Regions from separate parts of the Homo sapiens genome. Here region 2 is linked to region 1. A link is a loop called in an ENCODE intact Hi-C map of the cell type or tissue named here. Cell type or tissue: heart right ventricle. All regions are shown on one strand. Links, peaks and the distances in the headings refer to the core of each region. The heading gives the core; the rest is flanking DNA.

The links. Hi-C counts contacts between places; a loop is a spot of excess contacts. Peaks named below come from ENCODE experiments on the same cell type or tissue, not always from the same donor. Only the 100,000 strongest peaks of a DNase experiment are listed, where the experiment ranks them.
Region 2: it touches region 1 in a loop (2.3-fold over the local background); 8 of 110 quality-filtered maps call a loop at or near these places.

What each region holds. Positions count from the first base shown.
Region 1 is chr7:73,890,232-73,898,606 of GRCh38, reverse strand. No RefSeq gene overlaps it. Among named protein-coding and RNA genes, the nearest start is that of TMEM270, 33 kb to the right of the region's middle. In heart right ventricle, for the core only: no CTCF peak of the experiment used is centred there; DNase peaks (open chromatin) are centred at 4,876 and 5,722; H3K27ac peaks cover 2,486 bases.
Region 2 is chr7:73,961,778-73,970,152 of GRCh38, reverse strand. No RefSeq gene overlaps it. Among named protein-coding and RNA genes, the nearest start is that of ELN, 62 kb to the left of the region's middle. In heart right ventricle, for the core only: no CTCF peak of the experiment used is centred there; no DNase peak of the experiment used is centred there.

The DNA.
Region 1 (8,375 bases), core at 3,522-6,021:
CAGCCAACATGGTGAAACCCCGTCTCTACTAAAAATAGAAAAATTAGTCGGGCATGGTGGTCCACACCTGTGATCCCAGCTACTCGAGAGGCTGAGGCAAGAGAATCGTTTGAACCCAGGAGGCGGAGGTTGCAGCGAGCTGAGTTTGTGCCACTGCAATCCAGCTTGGGTGACAGGGCGAGATTCTGTCTGACAAAAAAAAAAAAAAAGAAAAAAAGAAAAGCTAACTGAATGTCTTTCCTCAAGGAGTTCCCAGTCAAGTAGGGGAGACTGGTCACTAAGAATCACAAGCTTGATGCTTTAGAATGGATCCCTGAGGCCGGGATGGGTAGCTCCCGCCTGTAATCCTAGCACTTTGGGAGGCTGAGGTGGGAAGATCACTTGAGGTCAGGAGTTTGAGAGCAACCTGGCCAATACAGTGAAACCCTGTCTCTAGTAAAAATACAAAAATTAGCCGGGTGTGGTGATAGGCACCTGTAATCCCAGCTACTCAGGAGGCTGAGACAGAAGAATTGCTTGAACCTGGGAGATGGAGGTTGCAGTGAGCCAAGATCTAGCCACTGCACTCCAGCCTGGGAGACAGAGCAAGACTCTGACTCAAAAAAAAAAAAAAAAAGAAGAATGAACCCCCAGAGCCTGTGTGGCAGCAGGCTGGACTGGAAGCCCGTGCGGTGGAGGCTGGAGAGCTGAACCCGGTCCTGGAGAGAAGGTGAGCAGGAAGGGGCAAGTAGGTAGGAGGAGCCCAAAGGAAGCCTAGGAAGAGGCAGTGGGGGGTTCCACCATGCTGCTCCCCGACACAGAAGGACCAGCAAGGAGCATGGGATGCAGGGCACATGGGGGCAGGCAGAGGAGTGAGGACAAAAAAAGGGAGTGGACGGCCAGGTGCAGTGGTTCACACCTGTAATCCCAGCACTTTGGGAGGCCAAGGCAGGAGGATCACCTGAGGTCAGGAGTTTGAGACCAGCCTGGGCAACATGGTAAAACCCCGTCTCTACTAAAAATACAAAAACTAGCCAGGCGTGGTGGCATGCACCTGTAATCCCAGCTACTCAGGAGGCTGAAGCAGGAGAATCACTTGAACCCAGGAGGTAGAAGTTGCAGTGAGCCGAGATCATGCCATTGCGCTGCACCCTGGGCAACAAGAGCAAAACTCCATCTCAAAAAAAAAAAAAAGATCACTCTGGTAGCCTGTGATCAGGCCAAGATAAAATCTAAACTAAGTGGCAGTAGGTAAAGAAGAGGGCACAGGCATAGGAGGGCTTTAGGAGGTAAAGTCAGCTTTGGGTGGAATTGGCATCTTAACAATCATAAGCCTTCCAATCCATGAACATGGGATGTCTTTCCATTTATTTAGATCTTTCATTTCTTTCAATGATGTTTTGTAGCTTTTGGTGCACAAGTCTTGCACTTCTTTTTAAACAATTTAAAAATTTAAACTTGATAATGAGGTATAGGGAGGTGAGGTGGGAAAAGGAGGCATCTAGGAAGAGAGCTGTGTTCCTGTGGGGAAGCAGGAGGATGGAGATGGTGCAGGTGGAGATGAAGACAGTGGAAGAGGAGCTTGAGGTTGGGGCAGTCACCGAGTCTCCTTTGAACCTGACTTTCCAACATCTGGGACATCTCAGTGGAGAAGGCCTACAGAGCTGGCTGAAAGACTGAAGCCTTCAATAAGGATGAAGGGTCCTAAACACAAGGCCAAAGAGCTCAGAATTTTCTTGTGGATAAGATGATGGGGAGCTGTTGGCAGCTTTATGCAGAGAAGTGACACAATCAGGTTTAGAAGAATTATTTGAGCAGGAGGGAGGAGATTGGCTCAAGCAGAGAGACACTGCAGGCAGGGAGACTTAGGATTAAGAATTTAAATGTTCCCTTAGAGGCCAGGATCTGAGCAGCGGCCAGGCCAGGAAATGGGGTCATAGAGCAGACCTCAGTTAGCAACTGACCCAGGCTAAGTGTCACAGGTGGATCTCACTTCATGCAAGTGGAGTCTTGACAAGCTGAGTCATAAATGACACTTATGTTGATACTTTAGGCCAAATTCTGCTTTCAATGACTCAATCCAAAAAAGAAATTAAGAAAAAACAATTCCATCTACAGTAGCAACAAAAAATAAAATACTTAGGAAAAAATGTTTTAAAAGAAGCATAATACTTGTACACCGAAAGCTACAAAATATCATTAAAAAATTAAAGATCTAAATAAATGGAAAGACATCCCATGTTTGTGGATTAGAGGCTTGTTATTGTTAAGATGACAATTCTACCCAAAGCTGATGACAATACTACCAAAAACAGATTCAATGCAATGCCTATCAAAATCCCAGTGGTGTATTTGCAAAAATGGAAAAAATCCATTCTAAAAATCAGATGGAATTTCAAGGAACATCAAATAGCCAAAACAATCTTGAAAAAGAACATTTGGAGGACCTACACTTCCTAATTTCAAAACTTACTACAAAGCTACAGTAATTAAGACAATGTGTTACTGGCATAAACATAGACATATAGATCAATAGAATCGAATTGAGAAATAAACCATTACAATTGTGGTAAATTGATTTTTGACAGCAGTGTCAAGACCATTTAGTGGGGAAAGAATAGTCTGTTTAACAGATGGTGGTGAGACAACTGGATATCCACATGCAAAAGAATGAAGTTTGACCCCTACCTCACACCATATATAAAAATTAACTCAAAATGGAGTGAAGATCTAAATGTAAGAGCTAAAACAAGAAAACTCTTAAAAGGCAACATCGTGGTAAATCTTCGTGACCTTAGACCTGGCAATGGTGTCTTCGATATGATGCCAAAAGTACAAGCAACCAAAGAAAAAATAGACAAATTGGATTTCATCAAAATTGAAAACTTTTGTGCTTCAAAGGACACTATGAAGAAAATGAAAAAGACAACCCACAGAATGAGAGAAAATATTTGCAAATCTTATCTTAAATGACTTGAGACTATGTTAAATGAAAAGCTCTTCTTGGAAACTTCTTCATAGTGGGGGTGGAGGGGGAAAGAGCCTACCCCAATGTACAGCATGCAGGCATCCTGCCCTGCCCTTTGTGGAATGAGTTTACCCAAAGAGGATCTGCTCATATAGGAAATTGGGGAAGTTAAAGTGGGGGAGGGTGGGAGGAAGGAGAGACACTTGCCCCCAGGGCAGCCACAGTTCTCTGGGAACTTGCTCACAAATTCCCTGAATTCCCCCAAATTAATTTTAGAATGAGTCCTCGAAACCCAAGGAGGCCAAGGGACGGCCCGGCGCCAGTTTGGGCAGCTCTCAGAAAGGGGACAGCATGAGGGAGAGGCCGTCTGGCCTGGCCTCGTTTCCCAGCCAGGCCCCATCCATGGGAAGGTCACGAGAGGCACGAGCCGGGGCCAACCCCCGTGCAGGGCGCGGGCGCAGGCAACAGGCCAGGAGGTCCTGGGGCCTGAGGTCTCCATTCCCACTGACATCAGTGCAAGGTGTCAGGGGGCCTGAATCATCGGGGCTGGGGCCAGCCCCCCTCCCTGGGGGTTGTGGGGAGAGCATAGCAGAGGCATGAGGCAGCCCCAGCCAGGCGGGCGGCCCTAGGCTGGGCTGGCCCGGTGACTGCTTTATAGAATTAGTGAGTGGGACTCACCACAGGGGGGAGGTGGAAATGTCATCGTCCTGGATTCCAACAGGCTGTACTCCCCCTCTTTCTGATTCACAAAATTAATTTCAATGGCTAGAGAGGAGTCTGGCAGCAGGGCCAAGGGGTCATAAACACGGGGAATATTAATAGCTTCAGCCAGGCTGCCTGAGGGGCTGGGGGGCCCTCCAGAGGGACTGATTTATTTAGTCTCCTCATTAATGATGTGGAAAGACAAGAGTTTGCCCGAGCCTGAGGCGGATACTGACCTACATCAGGGCAGGAATTGCCCATGCTAAGGACACACCACGGCGGACCATCCTCGGCTCTATCTCCCCCAGGCACTATTCCTCTTGGTTTTATCGTGGTGCCCTGGCTCTATATCCCAGCCAGGTGGGCCCAGGTGAGGCACCATTATTGAGCCATCTCAAAGCAGCAGACGGTGGGAGCTAGGCACACCAGGCGCATACCGTGGCCAGGTAAGGATCGATCTCCTTCCAGAGCTGAGATCTCAAGAATAATGCATATTCATGCATATGAACACACATGCTCAGACCTTTCCATGTTTCTGACGACAAGACCAGCCCTGCTTCCCCTCTCTCCAGCCGGTGGCTGGACATACAGGACCAAGTCAAGGTGTAGAGTACCCAGCCATCCCAGACTGGCACATGATAGAGTGAGCCAGGTGCAGCAGGAATATACATTCCAGGTAAGGATGGGCTCCTTCCTGAACAAGGACCCTAGCCTCCTTAGCCCTCCACCCCAACCTCACCCTGCCATTAATCAACCTTATATGTCACTCCCAAATCTAGGGATATTTAACACTGGGAGTTCAGGGAAATTCTACACACATGTGCATGCAGAATATATACAACACCTGTTCCCCAACACACTTGGCAGAGCCCCATTCTAGGGCATAGCTTGGCCTGCTAAGGGGAACAGAAACCAGGGCAGCTGGCACGCTCTGGCCCTTCCCAAGTCCCCGGGTCCTGAGAACATCATTCCAAACTACCCTTGGGGCCCCAGAGTCTGAGGTCACAGACCAAGGAGTCTGTGAAGAGGGTCAGCTGGCAGTGGCTTGGGGAGATCCAGTTGGGAGGCGTGCCCAGGGCCCACGCAGACGGGCTGGGGGAGCCTCCCCTGGGAAGCCCTCCACTCCCAGCTGCACACTCCTGGCTGCCAGCGCTGGGACAGACACAGACGGACTGGGCCTGGCAGCAGCTGCAGCTGGGAGCCTGCCGAGTCCTGGGCTGGAATGAAGGAGAAACCTGTCCAGCGATGAGATCAAGGCAATGGCACAAGTGTCCCCCCCAGGGAGCCGAGCTCTGTGTCCCAGGACATTCCAAACTCTGTGAACAAAACATGGGATGGGAGGCTAGCCAGGCTGGGCCAGGGCCAGGTGGCCCCCCACCCCTCCCATCAACGGATGGTTTTGCAGGGGGAGCCCAGCCTCCTCCTGCGGGGGCTGTCCCGGCCCAGCAGTGGGACCGGCTGGGAACGCAGCATGCACTGCCAGGAATACTGCCCACACAAGTCGCCTGGGGACGCCGCATCCAGACACCTGCCACGTTCCCTCGGCAGGGTGCCACGTGTGGTCATCTGCCTGAACCCGATGCTGCATGGGGTGCTGTAGGTGACCCATGCTGCACATCCTCCTGCTTGGCTCTGTTTAACTTAGCAAACACCTTCGAAGCCACGATCGTATTTAATAACACCTGATGGAGACCCGGTCTGGCTGGTTTCCCCCATTTTATAGGAAACTGGGGCCCAACGTGCAGTTTGCTGGGGGCCACACGGTTATCAAGTGCTGATGCAGGATTCTCACCCAGGATTGCTGCCTCCCCAGCTCAATTCTTGCAGTTACACTTTGTGCTGGTAGTCGGAGTCCACCAAGACTCTGGGCTCAGCCTCCCTGACCGAAACCCTAATTCCACAGCAGCACCTCTAAAATCAGCAGGTTCAATGCCTTGATTCTATAAATGGGTAAAGTGGGGGAAAAAGGGACAAGGCCTTGCCAAGTTCATAGAGCATCAGAGGTGAAAGTGGAATTCAGCTTCAGATGTTGATGCTCGTAGGAACGTGAGCCAGGCATGATTCCAGGACAGCTGGAAGGCAGCCAATGTGCATGGCTCAGAGAGCCGGGGAGTGGAGAGAAATCGTGGTGGCTTCCTGGAAGAGGTGTACTGCCCCCCAAGCAAGGCCTCTGTGAAGCCCACTCAAGTGACCCTACGTAGAGACAGTCACAGATCAACAGAAGGAAAATTACAGGCTAGGCTCATGCATGTAATCCTAGCACTTTGGGAGGCTGAGGTAGGAGGATCACTTGAGACCTGGAGTTTGAGACCAGCCTGGGCAACATAGCAAGATCCCATCTCTTATAAAAAAAAAAAGAAAGAAAGAGAGAAAGAAAGAAAGAAAGAAAGAAAGAAAAGAAGGAAGAAAGAAAAGAAAGAAAGGGAAAGAAAGAAAGAAAGAAAGAAAGGAAGAAAGAAAGAAAGAAAGAAAGAAAGAAAAGGAAAGAAAAGAAAAAGGGAAAGAAAGAGAAAAAGGAAGAAAAAAGAAAGAAAGAAAAGAAAAGAAAAGAAAAGGAAGGCAGGAAGGCAGGAAGGCAGGAAGGAAGGCAGGCAGGCAGGCAGGAAGGAAGGAAGGAAAGAAAGAAAATTAGCCGGCGTGGTGGCACGACCCTGCAGTCCCAGCTACTCAGGAGATTGAGGTGGGAGGATCATTTGAGCCCAGAAGTTTGAGGCTACAGGGAGCTATGATCACACCACTGCACTCCAGCCTGAGTCAGAGATTGAGATACCATATCTATTTTAAAAAAAAAAATTCTTCTTTGCAATGGCAAAGAAGAATGAGAGGCTACGGGGGTGAGCTGTAACTGCCTGTGTAACCTCAAAACTGTCCCTTCCCCTCCCCGGGCCTCAGTGGCCTCATCAATACAATAGGGACACGGGATGTTGGCTGTGGCCAGATCACACAGTGACTCTTGCCAGCTCAGCCACTCCTGCAGCAGGGTTCTGAGGACTGGCTCAGGGCTGCCCAGATACTGGCCATGGCTTAGGAGCCCCCAAGTCCAAGTGGGGTGCCTGAGGAGGAAAGAGGCAGGCTACTGCCTGCTAAGCTGGGATGTGAGGTCTGAGGAGGAGCCCAGTGAAGGCCAGAGATAGGGTCGGTGCTGCAGGAGGGGCTGGAGGAACAGCTAGCAGACAGAGGGGAGGAGGCCTAGGCGTGGACGGCCGGGGTCAGCAGCAAGGATTATATTGTGTAAACGATAGGAAACTGAGGGGATTAGGCGGGACAAGGTCATGGTCAGAATGACCTAGGGAAGGCGTCATCCATGCGGTCCAGGCAGATGATGGTGGAATCCGACACCAGCAGCAGCCAGGAGGTTTCAGCAGAAGCTGAGTAGGCTCCTGACAGGAGGCAGAAGTGGAGTCCTTCTCTCCCGTCCATCCCAGACTGGGAGTCCCCTGGGGGGCAAAAGAAGGGCTCTGATCCCCAGGTTAGGCATCTGAAGGCAGGATGAGCCCAGTGACTGTGTGCTGACCCCGGCATGTGCCTGGCCATCCCAGCCCTCAGCACGAAGAGTCCACCCTCCGGCTGGACCAGGTCAGGCTGACCAAGGGCATGACTGACAGGCAGCCTCTTCCAAGGAGCTACGTTGTTTGACTCTCCTGGCTCCTCCCAGTGGCCAAGGCTTGTGGCACAGAATGGTTTCCAGAAATCAATGGTTCTGGCCGGGCCTGGTGGCTCATGCTTGTAATCCCAGCACTTTGGGAGGCCGAGGCAGGCAGATCACCTGATGTCAGGAGTTCGAGACCAGCCTGGCCAACATGGTGAAGTCCCGTCTCTATTAAAAATTCAAAAAGTAGCCGGGCATGATGGTGCACGCCTGTAATCCCAGCTACTAGGGAAGCTGAGGCAGGAGGATCGCTTGAACCTCAGGGGTGGAGTTTGCAGTGAGCCAAGATCGTGCCACTGCACTCCAGGCTGGGCAACAGAGCGAGACTCCACCTCAAAAATAAATAAATAAATAAATAAATAAATAAATAAATAAATAAAAGAAATTAATGGATCAAACGTCAACGTTGAAGTAGGGTAGACCATGAGCAAAGACAAATTCAAGAAGGAATTCCTCCATCTGGACCCAGTAAAGGCTCACTGAGCGTTTACTCTGTGTCAGGCTCTGGGCCAAATGTGGGGGCCACAAAGAGGAGAAAGACAGGGCCTTGAGAGTTCACGGAGGGGACAGTGCCCAGAGATCCGTAGGCCCTGCAAACCCAAGGACACCAGGCAGTGAGCGCCAGGACTGGGAAGGACCTGGAAGATCTCGGCCTTTGTCGGTGGAGAGGAGACGGGAGGAAGGAGGATGCTGGGAGCGCCAGGGGGTCAAGACAGCAGGGAGGGCACTGGAGGAGGGGGTCTGCAAGGAAGTGGGAGAAGGAGAGAAGGGAGGGGACTCCCCCATCCAACTCCAGGATCAAGGACCCCAGCCTGCTTTCCTCCAAGCCAGGTTTTGGTGGAGACACAGAAGCAGGGCCACTGGCCATTTTCACCTTTTAAAAACCACAGCCATTCGAAGCCAGGCGCTGGAGCCAAATTTCTGGGAGAGACAGAGTCCCTGTGGGCGCTTCCCCTGACGTCAATCGGGGTTTCTCTTGTGTGTCTGCGGCTTTGACAGGAGGAGGCCAGTTTAGGGGGCTGAGCTAAGAGAACGAGAAGAGGACCGAAAGCCAAGTGCCGCTCCCATTCTTCCAAC
Region 2 (8,375 bases), core at 3,613-6,112, 71 kb before region 1:
GGAGAAAAGCCTAGGTATCTGCTCTGACTCTGTCCTTGCCCTGCTCTTCTCTGGCTTTGATTCTCCTTTGAATGATGTGGATGTGCTGGTGGGCTCCGAGGACCCTCCTAGTGCTTGGCTTTAAGGATCCCAGATCGTTCTTTTATTTTTTAGACAGAGTCTTGCTCTGTCGCCTAGGCTGGAGTGCAGTGGCACAATCATAGCTCACTGCAGTCTCGAACTCCTGGGCTCAAGCTATCTTCCCACCTCAGCCTCCTGAGTAGTGGGAACTGCAGGCATGTGCCACTATACCCAGCTAATTTTTTTTTTTTTTTTTGAGAGACAGGGTTTCACCATGTTGCCCAGGCTGGTCTCGACTCCTAGCGCCCAAGTGATCCACCTGCGTTGCCCTCCCAAAGTGCTGAGATTACAGGTGTGAGCCATCACACACAGCCTCCAAGATCCTCCTTATTTACTGGCCAGGCATTCATGCTCTTAGAGCCCCCACCCCACACAGTGACTTCTCAGGTCTCCAACACTTGCCTGATCAGATAGCCTCTCCTGAGACCCCCTTCTTCCTCTTCTCTGGTTTTCCAAGGCCTCCTGGTTCCCTGACACCCACCTCAGCCCATCCCTTCCCAGCATTCTTGCCCTTGAACTCCCCAAGGACATTCTGCCAAGTCCTGCTGTCAGGCCTGGAGTTGCTCCCTCCCTCCCAGCCCTGCTCAGCTGCCATGAGCCTAACCTCCCCCTTACCTGGCCCAGCCATGGGCTCCAGGGCAGGGGCTGGGCCTCAGCATCCCTGTGTGCCCCCTTGAAATCAGGCACATAGTCCCAAAGCAGCAGGAGGTTAGAAAAGGAACCAGAAGGCCCCGGCCTGGCCCCAAATCCCTGTGCTGTCATTTCAGACTGGATGACCTCAGGAAATTCTCCCCCTGAGTCCATGCCACCCCTGCCAGTTCTGTGCCTCCCTCTGAAAAGTGGGGCTACACCACCCCTGCCTGCCTGCTCACAAGTGAGAATTGAAATCAAGTGCTGGGCCTGGCATGGTGGCTCATGCCTGTAATCCCAGCACTTTGGGAGGCTAAGGCAGGAGGATCACTTGAGGTCAGGAGTTTGAGGCCAGCCTGGCCAACATGGTGAAACCCCCATCTCTACCAAAAATACAAAAATTAGCTGGGTGTGGTGGCGGGCGCCTGTAATCCCAGCTACTCAGGAGGCTGAGGCAGGAGAATCGCTTGAACCAGGAGGCAGAAGTTGCAGTGAGCCGAGACTGCCACTGCACTCCAGCCTAGGTGACAGAGTGAGAACCTGCCACTAAAAAAAAAAAAAAAAGAAAGAAAGAAAGAAAGAAGAAAAGGAAAAAGAAAGCAACTGCTATATGTGAATGAGCTCAGGTAATCTGCATAGCCTCTACCCCTTAACTTAAGCCCAGCAGGCTGACACTGCAGTGAGCTATGATTGCAACACTGCACTCCAGCCAGGGTGACAGAGCAAAACTCTGTCTAAAAATAATAATAATAACCAACCATTTAAGATGCCCTTATGTGGTAGATTAAGTGGTGGAGTGTATTGTTTATCCTCTGTTGATAGATGAGGAAGCTGGTGCTTGGCAGAAACAGTGAGTGACTTCCTCAGGGTCTCCAGGCTGCTGAGAGGTGGGGGCTGGAAATGCTCCCAGGTGGTCTGAGACAGAAGCCCTGCTGGGAAGTCCTCCCTCAGGAGACAGGAGCCTGTGGACATACCTTGCGCCCTGTTGCACCCTCTGTGAACGTGAGGAAGTGCTGCTCTTTTCATCTTAGAGATGAGAAAGGGAGGCCTGGAGAGGAGGCAGTGACTTTTGGAGGCAACCCTGAGTCGATGGCACAGCTGAAGCACTGACTTCTGCTTTTAGCTCTTCCCTCCTCCTGGAATTTCCTGATTTCTTTGAGATCTGAAGTAAGGGGTACAAGGCTCCTGGGCCTCCATGAGCCAGGTGGCCCTGATGGTGAGCCATCCACAGATCTGCAGGCATTGATTGCAGGTGCCAAGCCAGTCGGCACAGACCTCCGCCATCTGCTATCATTGCCATGCAAGAAAAGAGTCCCAGCTCATAGGCAGACATGAGCCACAAGGCAGGCAGGACCTGCAGCCTGGCCACACCCATCATCCAGGGTCACCTCTCTGTCCAGACCCATGCCTGGTTATTAAGCATTTAGTGATGGCAGGAGACCCACCTGGAGGCTGGGTGGGTGATGGTGGCAGTGATGATGGTGGAGTTGGTGAAGATAGTGGAAGTGAGGATGAAGGTAAGGACAGGTGTGAAGGTGAAGGTGGAAGTAAGGATGGAAGTGAAGGTGGAGGTGAGGATAGAGATGAGGATGAAAGTGAGGATAAAGGTGAGAGTGGAGGTAAGAACGGAGATGAGGATGGAGGTGAACACAGAGGTGAGGATGGAGGTGATGGTGGAAGAAATGATAAAGATGGTGAAGACACTGGCTGTGGCAATGGTGGGATGGGGATGCCATTGTGGGTCATGAGAAGAGCTCTTGACTGACATCCCTCCATGAATCTCGAAGCTCACCCAGCCACAGAGTGGATCCCTTCATTTCAGTCCCAGCAGCCTCCTCCAACCATTTCAGTCCCAGCAGCCTCCCCCAAGCAGTCAGGATCCCTGAAGAGCACCTGGCTGTCCACAAGACAATAGGCAGGAAGGGGATCCAGTGGCCCCCCAGGCTTAGCTAATGTGAGTGAACACCAGGCAGGAGCCAGACAGCAGATGGGATAGGAGTTTCCAAGCCAGTGCTTGGGGACAGGCCCTCCCATTCAAACACAAAGCAAGGCCCTGGCCACAGCCGGGAAGGATTGCAAGGGCCTTCCTGAGCAGACACAAAGCAGCCCTGAGCCGCTGGGGGTGATGAGGAGCGGAGGCAGGGCCAGGCAGAGGGTCTGCAAAGAATTACACAGGAAAGCTGGAAGGGGGACATTGGGTCTAGTGGTTTGGCCTGTGGAGAGCTGTCAGGAGAGGGGAGGATGAGGTTGGTGGAGACGCCTGAGGCAAGGGTGTCTGGGGGTCTTGTTGGCAGCATGGTGGCAAAAGCTCCAGAGGTAGCCACGCATGTGTTCCAAGGCAGCCGCTGGGAATCCCACCACCTCTGGCTCTCAAATGCCTCTCCTATTGTTAACACGAACACAGACCTGTCAGGCCCTCCATGATCGATGCCTGGACTTTTCCATTATCTACGGGCAGCCTGCCACTCACGGTTCCCCGGGCGTGCCCACTTCTGGGCACCGCCAGGACCCCAGCGAAGGGCTGGACTGGAGAAGCCTGGCTGGGAGCATGGGCCGGCCTTCCCGACTCGCTGCCCAGGCTGTGGGCCTTGCCAGGTGTCAGACTCAATTTCCTGACCCTTCCTGCCCAGAGAACAAAACATGTCATCTCTCCACCCAAGCTGGGTCCACCCAGGACACTGGCTTGGCAGGAGGAAGACCTCTGGGGGTCCAGACCAACTGACCAGGCAGGCAGGGTAGGGGCGGAATGCAGACAGGTCATGGGTGCAATTTGTCACCCATGGGACAAATTGCCAAAGGGAAGGACGCCAGGGGATGGGGTGGCCAGGGAGGCCGCAGGAGGTATTGGAGGGACCCCCAGGCCCAGAGTCCAGAGACCCCCCATTCAATCCCGACTCACCCTGTCCCTTGGGCAAGAATCAGGGCCAACTCCACTGGCAAATGAGGTAGTTGAGTAACTGGATTTTTGAGGTCCACCCCACCTTCCATTAGTCAGCAAAGATCCCTCCTATGGCCAACCCCATATCCTTACACAATTTTGCACTTATTGCTTTTATTAAAAGAATAGCTTTATTGTGATAAAATTCACACACCATACAATTCACCCATTTAAAGTGTACAATTGAGTCGGTGGTTTTTAATATATTCACAGGGTTGTGCAATCATTTCCACAGTTTATTTTATTTTATTTTATTATTTTTTGAGATGGAGTCTTGCTGTGACGCCCAGGCTGGAGTGCAATGACGTGATCTCAGCTCACTGCAACCTCCGCTTCCTGGGTTCAAGTGATTCTTCTGCCTCAGTCTCCCAAGTAGCTGGCACTACAAGCACATGCCACCATGCCCAGCTAATTTTTGTATTTTTAGAAGAGACGGGGTTTCATTATATTGGCCAGGCTGGTCTTGAACTCCTGACCTCAAGTGATCAGCCCACCTCGGCCTCCCAAAGTGCTGGGATTACAGGCATGAGCCACCACACCCAGCCTCACAGTCCATTTTAGAACATTACATTATCCTGATAAGAAAACCTCTGCTTTTTGGTCTGGGTACAGTGGCTCCTGCCTATAATCTCAGCACTTTGGGAGGCTGAGGTGGGGGAGTTACTTGAGCCCAGTAGGAGTTTGAGATCCGCCTGGGCAATATAGCAAGACTGCATGGCTATAAAAAATTTAAAAATTAGGCCAGACACGGTGGCTCATGCCTGTAATCCCAGCACTTTGGGAGGCTGAGGTGGGCGGATCGCCTGCGGTCGGGAGTTCAAGACCAGCCTGACCAGCATGGAGAAACCCTGTCTCTACTAAAAACACAAAATTAGCTGGGCGTGGTGGCACATGCCTGTAGTCCCAGCTACTAGGGAGGCTGAGGCAGGAGAATCACTTGAACCTGGCAGGCAGAGGTTGCAGTGAGCCAAGATCGTACCATTGCACTCCAGCTCAGGCAACAAGAGCAAAACTGTCTCAAAAAAAAAAAATTAAAAATTAGCCAGGAGTGGTGGTACACACCTACAGTCTCAGCTACTTGGAGGCTGAGGTGGGAGGATCGCTTGAGCCCAGGAGTTGGAGGCTGCAGTGTGCTATGATGGCACCACTGCAGTCCAGCCTGCACAACAGAGCAAGACCCTGTCCCTCATTTAAAAAAAAAAAAAAAAAAAAGCTTAAATCCCTCCTAATCTCTGGGCAGCCTCCTGGTCTTTGAGCCTGGAGTGAAGCTGAACCCACAGGTGAGAGAACAAGAGGCCCCAGGTACAGGGAGAGGGGATTGCAGAGCTGGAGGCAGGTGGCCCAACTACCACCCAGCGGATATGAATAAGCACCCACTGACTAGGCGCTGTCATAGTCATTGGACAGCTCTGGGTCCCAGCTGTGGGCAAAGCCCAGACTGGGTGCTTTGGGATTCCGGCTCTGTGCCTGGCATCACTTCTGGCCCTGTCTGAGTAGCAGCTTCCTGCAAACAGATGTGGCCTTGTGCCCTGTGCTGGCAGGCCCTCCGGAGAGCTGAAGGTGCCTTAGGACCCAGGCCCATGCCTGCTGACCTCCACTGATCAAGAGAGGCCTGATGAATGGGGGCTTTTCTAAGTGGGACCACATCTCCCCTCAGGTCACAGTGCCCAAGAAAGGGTCACAGCTTCCCCCTCTGATTGGGGCTTCTCAGGGAAGGGTCCATGCCCCACTCAGATCAGAGTTTCCAAAGCATGGTTGTACCTCCCTCACCAGACTTACTTTTTGGGGGAGCTCCCTATGTCTTCCCTCCGACCTTTTGCAAAGCATGCCTATGCCTCTCCCCTTAGGGTAAGGCCATGTCCTTTCTGTTATACCAACTTCCTAGGAGTTCCACCCACTGTGTGGCCTTCTATCTGAGACACACTTTCCTCATCCGTAAAGTAGGGAGAGTCATATTTGTGTCATAAAATTGCCATGGATGGAACAAGAATAGCATAACATCACAATATTAACCATCCAATCAATACTTACTATAGCCATACTATGGAATGTTATTGGCAATGAAAAGAAACAAGAACTGATACATGCCACAACATGGATGGACTCTGAACACATGATGTTAAGTCACAAAGAATCAAAGATGGTATTATTCCATTTATATGAATAGACAAATCTCTAAAGACAAAAAGTAGATTGGTGATTGCCTAGGGCTGAGGGTGGGGCAGAATGGAGGGATTGGGGGATGAGGGCTTCTTTTAGGGATAAGGAAAATATTGTAAAATTGATTGTGATGATGGATGTACAATTCTGTGAATATACTAAAAGTCATTAAAGTATACATGATAAATTAATGAATTGTATGGTAAAGTAAACTGTATTTCGATAAAGCTGTAAAAGGATGTACAGACATGTGAGGAAGTAGGAAAATATGACTTGTAATTTTTAAAAAATCAATGAAACAGATCCAGAAGTGATCAAATTAGTTTGCAAGACTTTAAATTGGCTATAGAAATATGTTCAAGATTTTAAAGGGAAAACAAACATAATGAGGAGAGAAATAGAAGATTTAAAAGAGAACCAATGGAACTGCTGGAGCTGAAAATATAATGTCTAAGATAAAAAAATATAGGATGAGCTTAACAGCAGATTTGACACTACAAAGACAAGATCAATGAATCTGAATATATCCAAACTAAAGCACTGAGGGAAAAAAGCAAGCCAAAAAAATTTTAACAGAGGCTTGGTGACCTGTAGGACAATATTAATCCATCCAACACACATATAACTGGAGTACCAGAGGCAGAAGAAATAATTGCTGAATTTTCTTCAAATTGCAAATTTGATTAAAATCATAAACCCAAAGATCCAAGAAACTCAAAGAGCTCCAAGAAGAATAAATATTAATTCAAAGAAAACCACACCAAAACATATCACAATCAAGTTGTTGAATACCAAAAATAAAGAGAAAAATCTTAAAAGCAGCCAGAGGGCGAAATGACACATTATGTAGAAGGAACAAAGATAAGAATGACTGCTGACTTATTGTCAGAAACAATGAAAGCTAGAGGACAATAACATGACATCTTTAGAGTGCTGGGGTTGGGGGGGAAGCTATTAACCTAGAATTCTTTACTCAGTTAAAATAGTCTCCCCTAAATGAAGACAAAATAAAGGTATTTTTTAAAGAAACAAACGGTGAGAAAATTTATTGCCCAGCAGAAATTGCACTACAAAAAATTATAAAATTAAAATTTCAGGCTAAAGGAAAAAGATACACATAAGCATGAGATACAAGACAATGAAAAACACTAGGAATGGCAAATATGTGGACTAATGTAAGAGATACTTTCTCTTATTTTCATTTCTTTAAAAGATAATTGGCTGGGCGCAGTGGCTCATTCCTGTAATCCCAGCACTTTGGGAGGCCGAGGTGGGCAGATCACCTGAGGTTGGGAGTTCGAGACCAGCTTCACCAACAAGGAGAAACCCCATCTCTACTAAAAATACAAAATTAGCCGGGCGTGGTGACACATGCCTGTAATCCCAGCTACTCAGGAAGCTGAGGCAGGAGAATTGCTTGAACCGGGAGGCAGAGGTTGCGGTGAGCCAAGATCACGCCATTGCACTCCAGCCTGGGCAACAAGAGTGAAACTCTGTCTCAAAAAAAAAAAAAAAGGAATTGTTTAAAGAAAAAAATAGCAGTGTATTGTGGGGTTTATAACTTCCGAGATGCATGACTACAATAGCATAAAGGACGGAAGAGTGAAATCAAAGTATGCTGCTGTAAGGTTCTTGTATTATTCATGAAGTGTTAAATGCAATTTAAGGGTAGATTGTGAAAAGTTAAAGATTCAAATTATAAACTCTAGGATAATCACACACACAAAGAAATAGCTTATAGGTAAAAGGTGAAAAAATGGCAAACAAAAACCAAAACAAACAAAAAACTTCAATCTAAAGGAAAGTAGGAGGCTGGGTGTGGTGGCTCACACCTTTAATCCTAGCACTTTGGGAGGCCGAGGCGGGTGGATTGCCTGAGCTCAGGAGTTCGAGACCAGCCTGGGCAACATGGTGAAACCCCGTCTCTACTAAAATACAAAAAAATTAGCCGGGTGTGGTAGCGTGCGCCTGTAGTCCCAGCTACTTGGGAGGCTAAGGCAGGAGAATTGCTTGAACCTGGGAGGTGGAAGTTGTAGTGAGCCGAGATTGCGCCACTGCCCTCCAGCCTGGGTGACAGAGCAAACTCTGCCTCTACAGAATAAATAAATAAATAAATAAATAAATAAATAAATAAATAAAATTAGCTGGGTGTGGTGGCAGGCGCCTGTAATCACAGCTACTCGGGAGACTGAGACATGAGAATCACTTGAACCCAGGAAGTGGAAGCTGCAGTGAGCCAAGATCATGCCACTGAACTCCAGCCTGGGTGACAGAGGGAGACTTCGTTAAAAAAAAAAAAAAAGAGGAAGGTAGGAAAATAAGCAAAGAACAGAGGAAACAAATAAACAAATAGCAAGCAGGTAGAGTTAAACCCAAACATATCACTTCGCATCTAGCCACATGGAACGACGGGAACTGGATTGATCCTTCTATCTTAAAAACTGGAAAACCAAACAAAATACGTGAAGCGGCAGTTGTCTGATGTGAACCATAGGCAGTGCTGAGACGTGATCCCCAAGAGAAGAGA